4 separate regions of the Homo sapiens genome follow, and all the other regions are linked to region 1. The links are chromatin contacts, found by Hi-C or POLR2A ChIA-PET in ENCODE. All regions are on one chromosome and are shown on one strand. The core of a region is the stretch at or near the end of the contact, and the rest is flanking DNA. Distances in the headings are between cores, read along the strand shown.

What was found. A loop is a pair of places that touch in the nucleus more often than their neighbours do. ChIA-PET counts read pairs that join two places held with the same protein, here RNA polymerase II (POLR2A). Pooled maps may share reads with other maps.
Region 2: a loop to region 1 is called in a pooled map, with 2.5 times the contacts of the local background. The contact joins the enhancer-like site here to the promoter of CASC18 in region 1. A Hi-C loop is called at or near these places in 1 of 168 maps with a recorded cell type or tissue (chondrocyte) and 2 of 50 pooled maps. POLR2A ChIA-PET finds 5 or more read pairs at or near these places in 2 of 52 experiments (AG04449 and IMR-90).
Region 3: a loop to region 1 is called in a map of dorsolateral prefrontal cortex, with 2.4 times the contacts of the local background. The contact joins the enhancer-like site here to the promoter of CASC18 in region 1. A Hi-C loop is called at or near these places in 36 of 168 maps with a recorded cell type or tissue (A673, Caco-2, Calu3 and 24 more), 10 of 37 single-sample maps with no recorded cell type and 36 of 50 pooled maps. POLR2A ChIA-PET finds 5 or more read pairs at or near these places in 2 of 52 experiments (A673 and BJ).
Region 4: a map of ascending aorta shows a loop between it and region 1 (5-fold over the local background). The contact joins the enhancer-like site here to the promoter of CASC18 in region 1. A Hi-C loop is called at or near these places in 2 of 168 maps with a recorded cell type or tissue (ascending aorta and psoas muscle) and 5 of 50 pooled maps.

Annotation. Positions count from the first base shown.
Region 1 is chr12:105,702,247-105,705,947 of GRCh38, reverse strand. CASC18 (cancer susceptibility 18) reads right to left here and starts at 1,745. Exons shown (of 5, transcript NR_110109.1): 1 at 1,692-1,745. LOC105369959 (a long non-coding RNA gene) reads left to right here. Exons shown (of 3, transcript XR_945309.3): 3 at 382-832.
Region 2 is chr12:106,089,542-106,093,242 of GRCh38, reverse strand. All of the region lies in intron 2 of NUAK1 (NUAK family kinase 1), which reads left to right. Among named protein-coding and RNA genes, the nearest start is that of NUAK1, 48 kb to the left of the region's middle. Within about 2 kb of position 1,967, at least 12 of the 41 ENCODE cell types and tissues checked have a DNase peak (open chromatin) inside an H3K27ac peak, as active enhancers do.
Region 3 is chr12:105,408,378-105,412,078 of GRCh38, reverse strand. LOC105369957 (a long non-coding RNA gene) reads right to left here. Exons shown (of 3, transcript XR_945302.3): 3 at 1-1,367. Among named protein-coding and RNA genes, the nearest start is that of C12orf75, 80 kb to the right of the region's middle. Within about 2 kb of position 2,023, at least 5 of the 41 ENCODE cell types and tissues checked have a DNase peak (open chromatin) inside an H3K27ac peak, as active enhancers do; they include A673, ascending aorta and heart right ventricle, where a contact is called at or near this core.
Region 4 is chr12:105,965,586-105,969,286 of GRCh38, reverse strand. No RefSeq gene overlaps it. Among named protein-coding and RNA genes, the nearest start is that of NUAK1, 170 kb to the left of the region's middle. Within about 2 kb of position 2,136, at least 2 of the 41 ENCODE cell types and tissues checked have a DNase peak (open chromatin) inside an H3K27ac peak, as active enhancers do; they include ascending aorta, where a contact is called at or near this core.

The sequences.
Region 1 (3,701 bases), core at 496-2,995:
AGTAAAATCTATTAATAACAACTCCCTCCTCCCCATTTACTACGGAATTTGCTCTTGCGGATTCTCTAGAGCGCCCTCATGTGACGCCCTGTTGTAATAGCATTCAAGACTTTGGAAGGATATAAGGATCTGTTGAAACACTGTATCACCACAATTCAAAGTATCACTTTTCCGGATGAATAACGCCTAGTATTTGATAGCACAAAACGAGGACTGTAGTCAATAATAATTTAATTGTACATTTTTTTAAATGCCCAAATTATTTAAATTTCAGAAAGAGATGGGCCCTTCAGGGAGAGGAAGGCTCGGCTGTCTTAATCTCTGGGAGCCCTGTAGAAGAATGAGAAGACAAACAGCTGACTTTTTTCTAATTTTTAACAGCTACTTGTGGACCAAGGTGACACTTAGGAATCCCAAGAAGCTCCAGCCATAAAGGGAGTCGGTATCCTTCCTCCAATTGTAAACCCCAGCACTCCCACTGAACACACTGGCCATGCCAAAAGTTCACACATCGGCCACGCAAAGAGCTCAAAGAGATCCATTCAGTACCTGGGAAGGCACGATCACTACGGGGAGAATCAGAAACCACGCGATCGCCAGGTGGCCTTCAAAGAAGCCTCCTCCCAGAAGGTCCAGAATCCCATCCAGAGACATTTCTGTCACTCTTCTCAAGCCACCTCATCATCTCTCTCTGCAGTTGAACTGCTGATGTTTCTGAGATTGTGGGTTTGTTCAAAATGAAGCTTGGCAGAATCATAATTTATAGGCTAATATTTTGTAAGTAGAGACAATTCATGACTTAGAATCTTATGAATAAATTGCTCCTGTTTTATTGCTCTGTGTGTGTGTGTGTGTGGGTGTGGGTGTGGGTGTGGGTGTGTGTGCATATAACTTTTCTTTTTCCACGTTTACCTCTTGAGTGGGCCCATTAAACTGAGAAGTACTGCGTGAGGTCTTGAGATAGCACAAGCCTTCGCCACCCCTGTAAAGGTGTGACGTGTGTCTAGGCAAAACCCTGGCAGGTCTCCAGGCGGTCCTTCTGAGTTAGGGCTCTGAACACTCTCTCTTAAAGCCCTGAGCTATGAACACAGCTTTGAACGGGACAGAGAAAGACCAAGTCAGAGGGGGAGCAGCTGTGTCTTTCTCCTCTCTGCTTCATTATAGACAAAATTGACCTCTGGGCCAAGTCTCATTAACTAATTGAAGAGTTCATAGTCACACAGTGTTTCTCAAAACGAGATTCAGAGAACACGAGCATCAGAAACACCTGAAGTGTTTGTTGGAATTGCAGCTACCTGGGCCCCATTTGGTGCCTGTTGAATCAGAATCTGTGGTATAAGAACCTAAGATCTGCATTTCCAATACACTTATAAGTTGAGTGTCAAGCACAGTAAAGTTTGGGCAGCCCGTCCCTTAATCTTTTCACATCCCGTCAGATTACAGATTTATATTTTAACAAAAGCCTTTATTTCCATAAGCCAACAGGGGAACTTCAGATACTGCTGTGGGGCAGCAGGGGAGATGTTGTTAAGCAAAGGGAGAAGGGCTTCCAGCGCCTCTTGATTTTTTCTGCAGAGGTAGCTGCACATGCAGCTGGTCAGAGTTTACCTTCTATGTCCTACCCCTGTGAATGCACCCCAGAGCTGGAGCACGCATTGAGGTCAGGGGGGCGCCTACCTGGAAGGACCTACCTGGAAACTGGATATCCAGTGAGGAGAGGAGAAGGGGCTGTCAGAAAATCAGCTCACCTCTAGACGGCGGCAACTCAGATAAGAGGAGCTTGTACTTCCGGTCTCTCCTCCCTCATCCCTTTCTGGTTGGGAAATTTTGTTCAAGCTACCGCTGTATGCTTCTGTTTTCTCTGAAGAAAATGGAGACTAATATTTATGCCTGCCTCAATAAATACATTTTTATTATAATTAATTTTGAAAGGTCCTGAGATTGGTAGGAAGATCACGTCCTCAGAGGCAGGTGTTGTGAACAGTGGATATGAAGTTGCATGGAAAATCTTCCACATGCTCAGTCCATCCCCAAGGGAAAAGGAATGTCTGGTGGGAAGTGAAGAGCTCTGAGCCCCTGCCTTCTCTGCTGCAGCACCCACCATCTTCCTCTTCTATTCCAGCCATGCGAGGCTTTTTTCTATTCCTTGAACCCAACAAACATTGCTCGTCTTCAGCCAGGATTGGGAAGCACTGCTCAATCCACTGCTGTATATAAATCTAGCTCACGGGTTGGGACTTTTCAGGCAGGGAAAGGCTCATTAGGAAACTGAGGCTGATTTTGGATGTTTCCAGGTCAGGAAGGTTGTATGTGTAGGTTTTCTTCTGCATTGGGCACAGAACATTGGATGGTCATTCTCATTCCCATCTTTGGCAAGGGCTGGGATGAAGTATGTGCTGGTGGTTCCTGAGCTGCCTAGCAGAGACGTGGGCTTGGGGAGGAGGACATTTTCTTTCCAGCAGGTGCTCGAGAGGACTCAAAGAGGTGATGAATGGAGCAAACAGAGCCTGGACTCCATCCAGGTAGACAGGGCTTATACCCAAATCTGTCACTTACTAGTTGTATGATCTTGGTTAAGCCTTAGTTTCCTCCTCTATAAAATGACTCTAAATAGTAACACCTACCTCAGAGTTGTTATGAAGATTAACAGACATAAGGTGTGTAAACCAATTACACTGTGTCTAGTACACATGACTGCCCTGTTCATACTAACTATGGTGATTTGATGTTTGGGAGCCACGCTTTTTAGTCTTTAAGGTCTGTGTAATCTCGCTGTCTTGTTTTATTTTATATTTCCCCATTTATTCTCTATTCTCGCTCCTGTTTCCTCCCATTTCCCTCTCCTGTCTTCCTTCCTGGGATTTCTTATATGTCCTTAGATTATCTCCAAAAAACACAGAACTTGGTTTTGTGTGTATATTAAAGTTTAATATCCTTAAGTAGTAACGTGCTATAAATCGTTTACCACCTTTTGCACTCAACACTAAGATTTTTAGAGGTATCCATATTATGGTTTGCCAGTGGTTCTCAACTTCACTATGAAACAGAATCACTTGGGAGCTTTTGAAAAATTTCAATACCTGGACCTCCATTCCAGTTATTCTGATTTAATTTGTCTAGGGTGCGGGCCAAGCCTCAGGTCATTCTAAAGTGCAGCCAGGATTGAGAAGCACTGCTCAATCCACTGCTGTATATAAATCTAGCTCACAGGTTGGGACTTCTCAGGCAGGGAAAAGCCCGGGGTTCACCTTTTTCTGCCTCACCAAGTCTCTGCAGTAAAATCAGGTGATGACGACCCTAAGGACAGCGTTAAAAGGAAAAAGAAGAGAGGAGAAGGCAACTTGCAGCCTAAGGCATATGTAAGAAAGAGCAGAAATCAGAACTCCTACTCTGCCCTATTTGTCAGAGTCATGTTATTGATTCATCTGTTCGTCCATTTAATCACCCAGGATTTACTGAGCTCCTCAGACATTCTGCTAGGTGCAGGGAATACAGCAGTGAACAGGGTAGACAGTCTCAACACTCAGTGGCTTTCATACCTGTTAAAATAAAGCTTCTCAGGCCTCATGTCGAGAGCTTCTGACCCAGTAGGTACAGGGCTTGGCTCAGGAGTCTACATCTTGAAAAAGTGCAGCAGGTGATACCAATGCCTATGATCCTGGGAATCTTTTGTAGAAAATTGGTCTAGCCAATTTATGAGT
Region 2 (3,701 bases), core at 718-3,217, 390 kb before region 1:
TTGAAACAATGGTGAAACTATCTCAAAAGCAAAACCCAGGTCATTTTGGGTGGTTCAGTTCCATGCCTGCTTTTTCTAGAAATCTTTTCAGGCCCCTTCTGGCTGACCTCACTGATCTTTCTGATTGTCCAGGTACTTAAAGTCTGTACTGTACAGGTTAGCTCTTGAATTATTTTTTAAGTACTGGTCATTTCCAACTCGAAAGCAACTCCTTGGGGTTAATGACTGTGCCTTCTCCTCTTTTGTATTCCCTTTAACATGTACCAAAATGCCCAGATAAATGCCTCAAATCGGCTGATAATAAAGCCATTTCAGAAAAATCAGTAAGTTTGGCTCCATTTAATGAAGGAGAACCTTTACTGGATGTAATGCAAAAAGCAGAACTGTATGATGGAGGAAGGGGGTGGAGAGTCATGGCGAGAACATGCGCTTTTGAGTTGCACAAATCTGCCATCCAATCTTGCTGGGTATCTACCCAACAAAAATGCGTACAGATGTGCATCAAAAGACATGCACAAGGATATCCACAGTAATACTATTCATAACAACCCTCAACTGGAAACAGCCCAAATGTCTATCAACAGTAGAATGGATAAATAAACCACACGATACATTCACATAATGGAGTACTCTAGAGCAATGAGAATGAACAATCTTTGACGACATTGAGCAACGTAGATTATTCTCACAAACATGTTGAATTAATGACAAAAGAAGGTATACTACGTGATTCCATTTTTTTTTTTTGAGACAGAGTCTCGCTCTGTCACCAGGCTGGCTCACTGCAACCTCCTTCTCCTGGGTTCAAGCGATTCTTGTCCCTCAACCTCCTGAGTAGCTGGGATTACAGGTGCCCACTACCACGCCCAGCTAATTTTTTGTATATTTAGTAGAGACGGGGTTTCACCATGTTGACCAGGCTGGTCTCGGTCTCCTGACCTCATGATCCACCCGCCTCGGCCTCCCAAAGTGCTGGGATTACAGGCATGAGCCACCACGCCCGGCTATGACTCCAGTTTTTAGAACTTCAAAACTCATCTACGATTTTGGTTCATATTCCTCATATTCATGGTATTGGTGTATCTGTATCTTTGGGGAGATGATTAATGACAGAAAGAGGGCATGGCAGGGGTGCTTGCAGGGGGCTGGCAATATTGTTTCTTGATGTGAGTGCTGGTGCCCTATTTATTTATTTATTTTATTTTTTGTTTTAGAGATGAGGTCTCGCTATGTTGACCAGGTTGGTCTCAAACTCCCAGCCTCAAGCAATCCTCCCATCTCGGCCTTCCAAAGTGCTGAGATTTCAGGTGTGAGCCACCATCCCCGGCTTGGTTCCCTATTTATAAAGTAGGGATAATATGGATCCCTATCTCATAAGATTATTGTGAGGAATAAATGTTTTAATCCATGACATGTAGTAACTGTTCAATAAATATTAACTATTCTTATTACAAGCTTTCTAGGGAAGGAGAGATCCCTGTCTGGGAAGTCTCCTGGAAAAAATTGAGCCCCAGACAATTTCACAGGTCCAGGATCCTGGATGCTGTCCTGTGCCTTGCTCCTGTCTCTTGGATTGTTCTCGGCGATGTTTGGTTGCCTGTGTGACTCACCTGCAGCTCCTTGTGGGCTTTCAAGGTCTTGTGTTTTATTCATCGCCGTCTTCTTTCTCTCCTCCTAGTCCCTGGCCCTGCCAGCTGCTGGCGGTTCTGTTTCTGCTCTGTTCCCTTCCTCATGCTGACCCTTCTACCTGGCCTGCCTTTCCTTCCCCTCCAAACTGGGAAAAGTCTTCTTTCGGTATCCCCAGTGCCATCTGCATAGTAGGTGCTTTCTGCTGTGCTAAAAACCAGGCTGTACACCACCTGGCCATGGCCCCAGTGCTGTGGGCTGACTCAGGCTGAGCTAAGTTTCTATTCAGGGATTTAATTTTCCTGGTAGGCCTGGCATGTCAAGGGCCATAGTTTTCCTTACCATTCTGGAGCCACCGGGCCTCTGGGTAAAACTGTCTGGCCAAGAGACACAGGCTTTCATTTTTCAGAAAGGAAACCCTTCCCAACTGGTGGAAAATAAGCTTTTGCTTAGTGACTAATAACATAAACACAGACAAGATTTCTGGGCTTATAAATAACCAGTTGTAAAAGTGCCCAAGGGAAGCAGCCTTTTTTTGCTAGAAGAATGGCCAAGAGTATCCCTGTCACCTTGTAGATAGTGACCTTAAGCACGGGCAAAGGAGCGTTGGGCCAAGGGTGTGGAAGCTGCTCATTCTTCAGTATTAATTCCCAAGGCCTTGCTCTTATACATTATAAATCCTGGACTATTCTGGAAAAATAACACCCAATCTCTAAGGTCCTTTCCTGCTCGAAAATCCTGTGATTCTGTGGCAGCCACAACATGTTTTAAAGAGCGATGCCAGCAGGGAGAGGAAAGTCTTAGGGTTTTGTTTTGCTAGAGCTGCCTAAGTGGCTGATGAAGTAATTATGAGCACAGCTTCCATTCGTTGAGCACTGGCCGGGGCACCGTGCTGAGGGCGATAGACCTGTGAGGAAATTACTAGTCTCATTGGACTGATGAGGAGGCGGAGGGTCAGAGGGGTTGATATATATGAGTAGTAATGGAATGGCTGAGAGCTTGGGGGTAGCAGTCAGACTGCTGGGCCCAGTGCTGGCTATGCCTCGTACTCTTTGTAGTTATGGGAATTATTATTCACCTTGTCGCCCCAGGTGTTCTCATCTGTAAAATGGGGATCCTCATAGTACCGAATCCTTATGATGTAATTCATGCAGAATGATTATTAGCATGGTGCCTGCACATGGTAAGCCTACAGCAAATTTTGCTGTTATTAAGAAAGGCTTCAAGAAGCTTCATCTGTAACAGCTCTGGCCTCCTTGATGAAACACTGAGGCTTGAAATCTAGAAATCTTCTTTGCTCTCAATTAATTTAAGGTGACAGGGCCTTGACCGTGAGACTTGGGCTTCTTCCTATGGGGGACTGGGGGATGGTGTCCCAGAGCCAGGCCTGGCTGCTCGGACAGTTCTCTGACCAGATTGCTCACTGGCCCTGCCTGAGAGAATGAGGGGCCAGTTTTATCCCTCGGGTATCATCTCATTCATCCAGTGTTTCCCAAACTGGCTCCATATGAGTTCTTCTGGATGCCAATAGGAGGATTGAAATGGCCCAATCAACTGGCAGAACTCTGAGTTAAGGAAACCAGGCTCTCTGAGGACCATCAAGTATTAATGTTTGGCTTGGGTTTGACTGTGGAATTTTTTCTTCTTCAAGATAGCTTGCAGAATGAGTACTCCATGGAATATGCATTTGGAACTATTTCTTGACCCCTCCAAATGCAGTCAGCAGGGAGGCAAGTGTGAGGTCTGGCAACCAGAAAGGATGGGGGTAAGGGATGTCCTTGGAGGTGAGACAGGTGGACAGATCTGCGATATATTTTATTTTATTTTTGAGATGAAGTCTCACTCAGTTGCCCAGGCTGGGGTGCAGTGGTGTGATCTCGGCTCACTGCAACCTCCACCTCCTGGGTTCAAGCTATTGTCCTGCCTCAGCCTCCCCAGTAACTGGGGTTACAGGCACCTGCCACCACACCCGGCTAATTTTTTATATTTTTGGTGGAGATGGGGTTTCACCATGTTGGCCAGTCTGGTGACTTCTGGCCTCAAGTGATCCACCTGCTTCAGCCTCCCAAAGGGCT
Region 3 (3,701 bases), core at 774-3,273, 290 kb after region 1:
CCTCCTGGCCCATGCTGGAGGGCATCTATGTGGCTTCCTGTGTGTCTCCACCCCATGGCACTCTCTGGCTGCTTGAGTCTCCTCTGGCCACAGCAGGCAGTGTGAAATGGCCAGGGAGTTAAAACTTCCAAGAACAACCCTCAGCCAGTGAGGGATGGAAGGTGGTGAATAAACACCCCAGCACCCGCACCCTGCATTCCACCAACCCCAGGATGTGTCCTGCACAGTCTTCATCACAGTTGTGGCACTGAGACCGAGTTGCCCACTTGTGAATACACCAATAATTGGGTTTCTTCCCTTTTCTGAGTCCCTGCCCAGTCCCTCCTGGTGCATCCTGGGATCAGCTCCCAAATGAACTATTTGCACTCAAATATTTGTCTCAGGATGTGATTTTGGGGGAGCTCAAAGTAAGACAATAGCTGAGGTTCAGAGAGCTTCAGTTTCCCATGATCTCACAGTTAAAAAGCTTGGCTGAGCCACAGTTGATGACCTCTTCTTCTGATTCCAAAGTGCCTGCCTGTCCTTGTCCCCTGGCCTCTCTGCCTTATACCCTACCCGGCTGTTGAGGAATTAAGTGAGATAATGCAGATGAAGAAGAGGGTCAAATGGCAAGCGAATGATTTTAACACTTTCACTGGCTGTTCCCCATGGCCCTGTGAGGCAGACAAGAGGTAGACAAGTTTGATGCCCACTCTATAGAAAACTGAGGCTCAAGGCCTTGGACAAAGCAACTGGCTAATAGGTGACAAATGACAAGATGATTCTCAGCTACTCCAGGTCTATTTTGCATCTTTCTCTGCATCTCTCTGTACCTGGGAGGCTAATGCCACTGGACATCTCCACCCAGGCCCCCTTGCCTTCTGGCTGCTAGTTTCACCCAACAGAAGGCATGGACAGGAAGAGAGAAGAGAGGGTTATTTAAATCCCTAGTCCCTCTTTGATGGGCTGTGTTTCTCTTCCTAAGCCATAGCTCCCATCCAACCACTTTAGTTTTTTTTTTTTTAACTAATTTAGATTTGTATAGGGTTTTGTTGTTGTTGTTGTTGTTGTTGTTGTTGTTTTTAGAAATCTCAAATCCTGGGGAAGAGAAGAGGAAATGACATCAGTTCACTAAGACCCCAGTACACTTTCCAAGTGCCAGTAGGCCCCATCCCTGTCTCAGGGCTCCAGCTCTCGCCAGATACTGTGGGTAGGAGCTCACCCTGGTCTTGCCCTTTGGCAGGCATTAGGGCTTCTGCTGTTTCTGGTCCCAGGGTGTTTCTCATCTGATCCCACATCTCTACAAATAATCTTCACGACACTCTCTTCACTTAAATCCTTTGAAGTGTCATTTTCATTCTTGTTGATACTTTAGCTGATCTGGAAGCCTTAGCAATCAATGAAAGGGGGAGAAAATAGAATACGTTATGGAGCAAATGTCATTCTCCAGGCTCTGTGTTGAGTCTTCTGTTCGTGAGCCTCACAATACTGCTGTGAGGTAGGGAATAAGATGATTCTCATTTCACAGATAAATGACTTGAGGCTAAGAAATGGTACATGGACCAAAATCCAGGTCAGTTAGAATTGACAGCCCATGCTCTCTCCCCAGCACCACAAAGACCACACTGTTCTCTAACCTGACTTGCCTTCACTGTAAATAACTGTTGGGACCAGAGCCCTCCAACCTTGCCCTGGGCATGTCAGGAAACCCGAGAACACCCTGCCTGTGGCAAGGGTGTAGCATCTTTGTGGCAAATGAGCTTTCCATGAATGGAAACAGCCTTTCCCTTCGGTGAGGAGAGGCAGGATTTCATGTGAATGTGTGATGACTGGCAGGGAGCCAAGAATAAGAGCAGGAAATGGGAGCCCAAGTGAGATAACTGCCACGGACATTGAGGGGAGGGGGCAGGATAAACAGAGGGGGTTCAATTTTGCAAAGCATTGGAGAGCACTTTGGATTAAGGACGGCCCTTGGGGAGAGCCGGGGATATTAGGAAAAGGGGGAGCCAGCCTTGGCAGGCAGCGGAGACTGAGTGCTGGTGGAGCAATTAAAGGGCGGAGCAAGTGGGCAGGAAACCACAGAATAATGCAAAACCCAAAAGCAGGCATCTAAAATGTGCACAAAAAAAAAATTATAAGGCAAAACATAGCAGACCAGAGTGTGTGCTTAGTAGCTAAAAATATTTGAGACAACATGTTAGAATGAGAAACATATGGAGTAAGCGGCAGCTGCCATTCAATTTAGCAGCTCAAGAAATGTGACTTGTCCCCATGGGCATTGGGAGGAGGAAATACTTGGAAAGAAAGAGTTCAGAATTCTAAATAAAGACATGAGGCTGAATGGGCACAGAGGAGTTTTCCCCAATATTTGACAATTGTGAATAAGATCAGAAATACTAGATGAATCACAAGATCCATTAGAATAGTGCAAATTTTATTCTCCTCACTCTATATAAATCTGCAACATACCCGTTACAAATTAATCATAACTTCCAGCTATTTAGCACCCACATACCAGGCACTTTGCATATATTATTTTGAATTCTCCCAACTACCCTGCAAGTAATATTATTGGCCCCATTAGATTTGGAAGCTGAAGCACAGAGAGTTTGAGTGACTTGCCTAACGTCACACAAACATCTGGTGAGAGGCCTGGTGAGGAATTAAATGCAGATCACTGTCCCCGGGCACATCCCATTACCCCGTGGCGAATCCCAAAATCTAGGCTTTCAAAATACTCTCATTTTCAGAAAAGAAAACAGAGGCATAAAAAGGGGAGAGATGTATCCTACAGAAGTGGAGAGACCCTAGAATTTCACCAAAGTTCTAGGGAGTTTGGGAAGAGAAATCTTAAGATTACTGAGCCCAATTCCTCTACTTTAATGTCAATGTGATCCCTCCAAGATCCAGAGCCAGGGCAGCAGGGTAGCACATTTTTCAAGCACAGTAGCACAGATTCCTACCATTCATGTATTCATTTATTCAGTCAACAAACATTTATCAAGTCACTGCTTGGTGCCAAGAACTATGTGCTATGAAAATATTTTTCCAATAGGCAGCTAGAAGGTGCTTGGTTTGCGTTTCCTTTTGGGTTTCTTTTTCTTTTTCTTTTTCTTTTTAGCACATTTCCACTTAATTCACTGCATCAGGTCCTCAAATGCTCCTCCAAAACTCTGTTCAGCTAATAACCAGCATACTGCTCTCTTTAGAATATTTATGATCAAATAACAGTCCTTTGTTTTTTCTAGTGGTGATTGTGTTTTCTGTTCGGTAACAATGGCAGCTCTGAAAGCGTGTATTTTCTTTAGCAAATATGAACAGTAAAGGCCTCTTATATTCCCTTTTCTGAGCTGAAGAAGGTAATTGAAAGGGTGCTTTATGAAAGGATCTGAAAAAACAAACATGGATTTGGCTAGAATTTTATTGGAAATCTAGAAACCTAGAGAGGGGGAAGAAAATAGGTTTTCCAAATACCAAAACATTCTGAACAAACATGCTGGCCTACTCATCAATAAGCTTTTGCTATGTAACAAATGACTCCCAAAACTTAGTGGCTGAAGACAACAAACACTTATTTCCCATGAACCAGTGGGTCTGCTGTGTGGTTTGTCTGGGACCCTTTGGCCGGGACTGAGTGGTCTAGGACAGCATCCTCAACCTTTTTGGCCACCAGAGACCAGTTTCACGGAAGACTTCTCCACAGACAGGGGTGGAGTGGGTAG
Region 4 (3,701 bases), core at 887-3,386, 260 kb before region 1:
TTCCAGATATTCTTCTCCCAGTCTTTAGTTTATCTTTTCATTCTTTTAACAGTGTAAAAGTTTTACTTTTGATTAAGTAAGTCCATTTTACCATGCTTTTGTGTCATTTCTAAGAACTCTGCCTAATCTTAAGTCACAAAGATTTTCTTCTAAAGGTTTTATTATTTTACATTTTCCACTTGGGTATGTAACTCATTTTGAGTTAATTTTTGTATAAAGTGTGAGATATATATATATATAGGTTGAAGTCCACTTTCTTTTGCACATGAACATCCAATTTTTCCAGCACCATTTCTTGAAAGGACTATCCTTTCTCTATTAAATAGCCTTTGCACCTTTGCCAGAAATCAATTGACCATATTTGGGTGGGTCTATTTCTGGATTCTTCATTCTGTTCCATTGATTTATGTGTCACACTTTTTGCCAATACCACTTTTTGCCAATCAAGATCACAATGTCTTGATTATTGTAGCTGTATAGGAAGTCTTAAAATCAGGTAGTGTGGACTCCCCTACTTTGTTCTTCTTATTTAAAATTATTTTGTCTGTTCTAGCTTCTTTGCCTTTCTATAAAGATTTTTAGAATCAGCTTTTTGTCATCTCAAAAAAGCCTGCCAGGATTTTAATCTCTAGTGTGTTGAATCAATTTGAGGAGAATGACATATTAATAAGATCAAGTGTTCTAATCCATGAATGCAGCGTATCTCTCCATTTACTGAGAGTTCTTTTTCTCTTATCAGTGTATTTTAGCTTTTAGCATATAGGTCTTGCAATATTTTGTTAGATTTATACCTAAGTATCTTATTATTTTTGGTGTTATTATATAGGGTTCTGTTTATTTAATTTCAATTCCTAGTTGTTTATTACCAGTATTCAGAAATAAGATTGATTTTTTTAAGTATTAACTTTGTACGCTTCAGATTTGTTAAGCTCACTCCTTATTTTCAGTAGCATTTTTGCAGATTCCTTGGGGTTTCCTATGTGAATAATCACATACTTTGAGATGAGAAAGTTTGATTTCTGCTATATGCCTCACAGTTTTTTTCTTTGCTTTATTGCACTGGCTAGGACTTCCAGTAGGAGGAAAAGGAATGATTAGAGCAGACATTTTCACCCTTGTTTTGCTCCCAATCTGACAGGCTAAGAATTCAGTCTTTCACCATTGAATATAATGTTAGCTGTTTTTTTTTTTTTTTTTCCCTGTAGATGCCCTTTATTAGGTTAAGGAAGTTCTCTTCTATTCTTAGTTTACTGAGAGTTTTGATCATGATGTTAAATGTTTCAAATGCTTTATTTGAATGTATTGAGATAATCACATGATTTTTTTTCTTTAATCTGTTAATATGGCAAATAACATTGATTTTTTATTGTTGAGCCAGCCTTGCATTTTCAGGACAAAATCCACTTGATTGTACCATCCTTTTTCTGTACTGCTGTATTTGATTTTTTAGTATTTGTGGAGGATTTTTGCATTTATAAGGGGTATTGGCAGCTAGATTTTCAGATGTTTATGAGAATAAAGTTAAAGGCAGCAAGATAGAAGATTAAGCTATTTGAATGGAATTATAACAGTAATAAAAATAATGCTCAACACTTATTAAGTGCTTCCTATATGTCAGGCACTATTCTAAGCACTTTAAATGTATTCATTTATCTCATTATCATAACAGTGCTATGAGGTAAGTACTATTATTATCCCCATTTTACAAAAATAGAAGTGGAGTCAGACAACTTCAGAGTCTGTGCCAAATATTTATTTATATAAATGATATGACCCACTTCTTTTCAGAGCGCAAGTGTAATCAAATCTCCTGCATTCTTCCAGTGAACAATTGTTCATATCCCCGTTAGTAGAAGTTCTGTATCGTTTTCTTGAAGATTCCTCCCTCTTTGCCCTCATCCAAATGATCTGAGGTCCCTGGAGGCTTTATAAGTTCAAAGTGTTTTGCCTTGCCTCCAAATCCTGAGCGAGGAATAAACTAGAAAGTTGAATCTGGTTCCTAGGACTGCTGTTTCTGTGGCTTCCCAGTGAGATATCTGTGGAATGTTGGTCCCACATAACCTAGAGAAGAATGTCCTATGCCTCTGGGATGAGGGTGCTGGCCTTGGGGGGGTCTCTGTGGGGCTTGCTTGGGCTCAGATATTATTCTGAAGGCCACCATTTGGACAGGATGTCCAGGTCTGGAGGGATTACTGGGCTCAGCCACATGTTACGCAGGGCCAGGCCATTTTCTTTGACTTCTTAGGCCAGAGACCTAGTCATCAGTAACAAAATCTTTAGATTTTTGCATTAAAATATTTCTTGTTTCTTTCGGAAAAAAAGTGAAGATGTGGTCCACTTATGCCTACATTCTTCTGCAACAACAGTCAGCGGAAGCTGAGCGAGCATTCAGTGGGCAGGGTCTCTGGTACATCCCACTTCCTGCCACTTACAGTGTTCTTGTGACTGCTTAGTCCCTGAATGCATTTGTGCTTTCAATTTGTGCCATAGGCCTTTGCACTGGGCTTGGATTCTGCGTATATTTGTTAAAGTAATATTTATCGAGTGCCAAATGCTTATCAGGTACTGCCCACTGTGAATGCAGAAGTGAGCAAAATAGACAATAATCCTGACTTCCAGGACCTTACATTTTGTTTGGGGGGACATAGCCAGTAAGCCAAATAAGCACGTTATATAATTCTTTATGTAACTGTATAATTCTAAATGTAATTTAATAAAGTGCTGGGGAGAAAAATAAAAGCAGGGATGGTAGACTGGAAATGTCAGGCAAGGCAGGGTTGAAAGTGTCACAGGTTGTTAGTGATGGCTTCAGGAAGAGGATGACATTTGAGCAAAGAACTAATCCATTTGCATATTGGAGAAAAGAACATGCCAAGCAGAGGGAACAGAGAGGCACAAGGCCCCGAGTCTGGAGCACGTTTGCCAGTTTGAGGGTTAGCAAAGAGACATTGTGGTTCCAGCAAAGTGGGCAAAGAAGAGTAGGAATAGGAGAGGAGGTGAAACAGTTGGCGGGATCCAGTTTATAGCGGACCTCTTTGGGTTTTGGAGGCAACATATTCTTCATTTGAGTGTGTTATTCCAGCCCATTTACTGAGCGACCTGCAAAGCTGCTAGTTTTGAGTGGGACCCAGAACAAGAGAAGGCTCTGCGACAGGTCCAGGCCACTGTGCAGGCTGCTGTGCTGCTTGGTCCATACGATCCAGTAGATCCATTGGTCCTTGAAGTGTCAGTGGCAGATAGGGATGCTGTTTGGAGCCTTTGGAAGGCCTTTGTAAGTGAATTGCAACACAGGCCTTTAGGGTTTTAGAGCAAGGCATTGTTATTACCCACAGATAACTGCTCTCCTTTTGAGAAACAGCTCTTGGCTTGCTATACAGTCTTAATAGAGATCAAATACTTAACTAAGGGCCACCTGCATTTATAATCACCTCAAGTTATCATGCAACCTGAGCTACGCATCATGAACTGGATATTATCTGAGCCACCTAGCCACAAAGTTTGGTGTGCACAGCAGCATTCCATTATCAAATGGAACTGGTATTTATATGATTGGATATGAACAGGTCCTGAAGGCACAGATAAGTTACATGAAGAAGTGGCCCAAATGCCCATGGTCCCCACTCCTGCTCCACTGCCTTTTCTCTCCCAGCGTGTACCTATGGCCTTGTGGGAAGTTTCCTACAGTTGTTGACAGAGGAAGA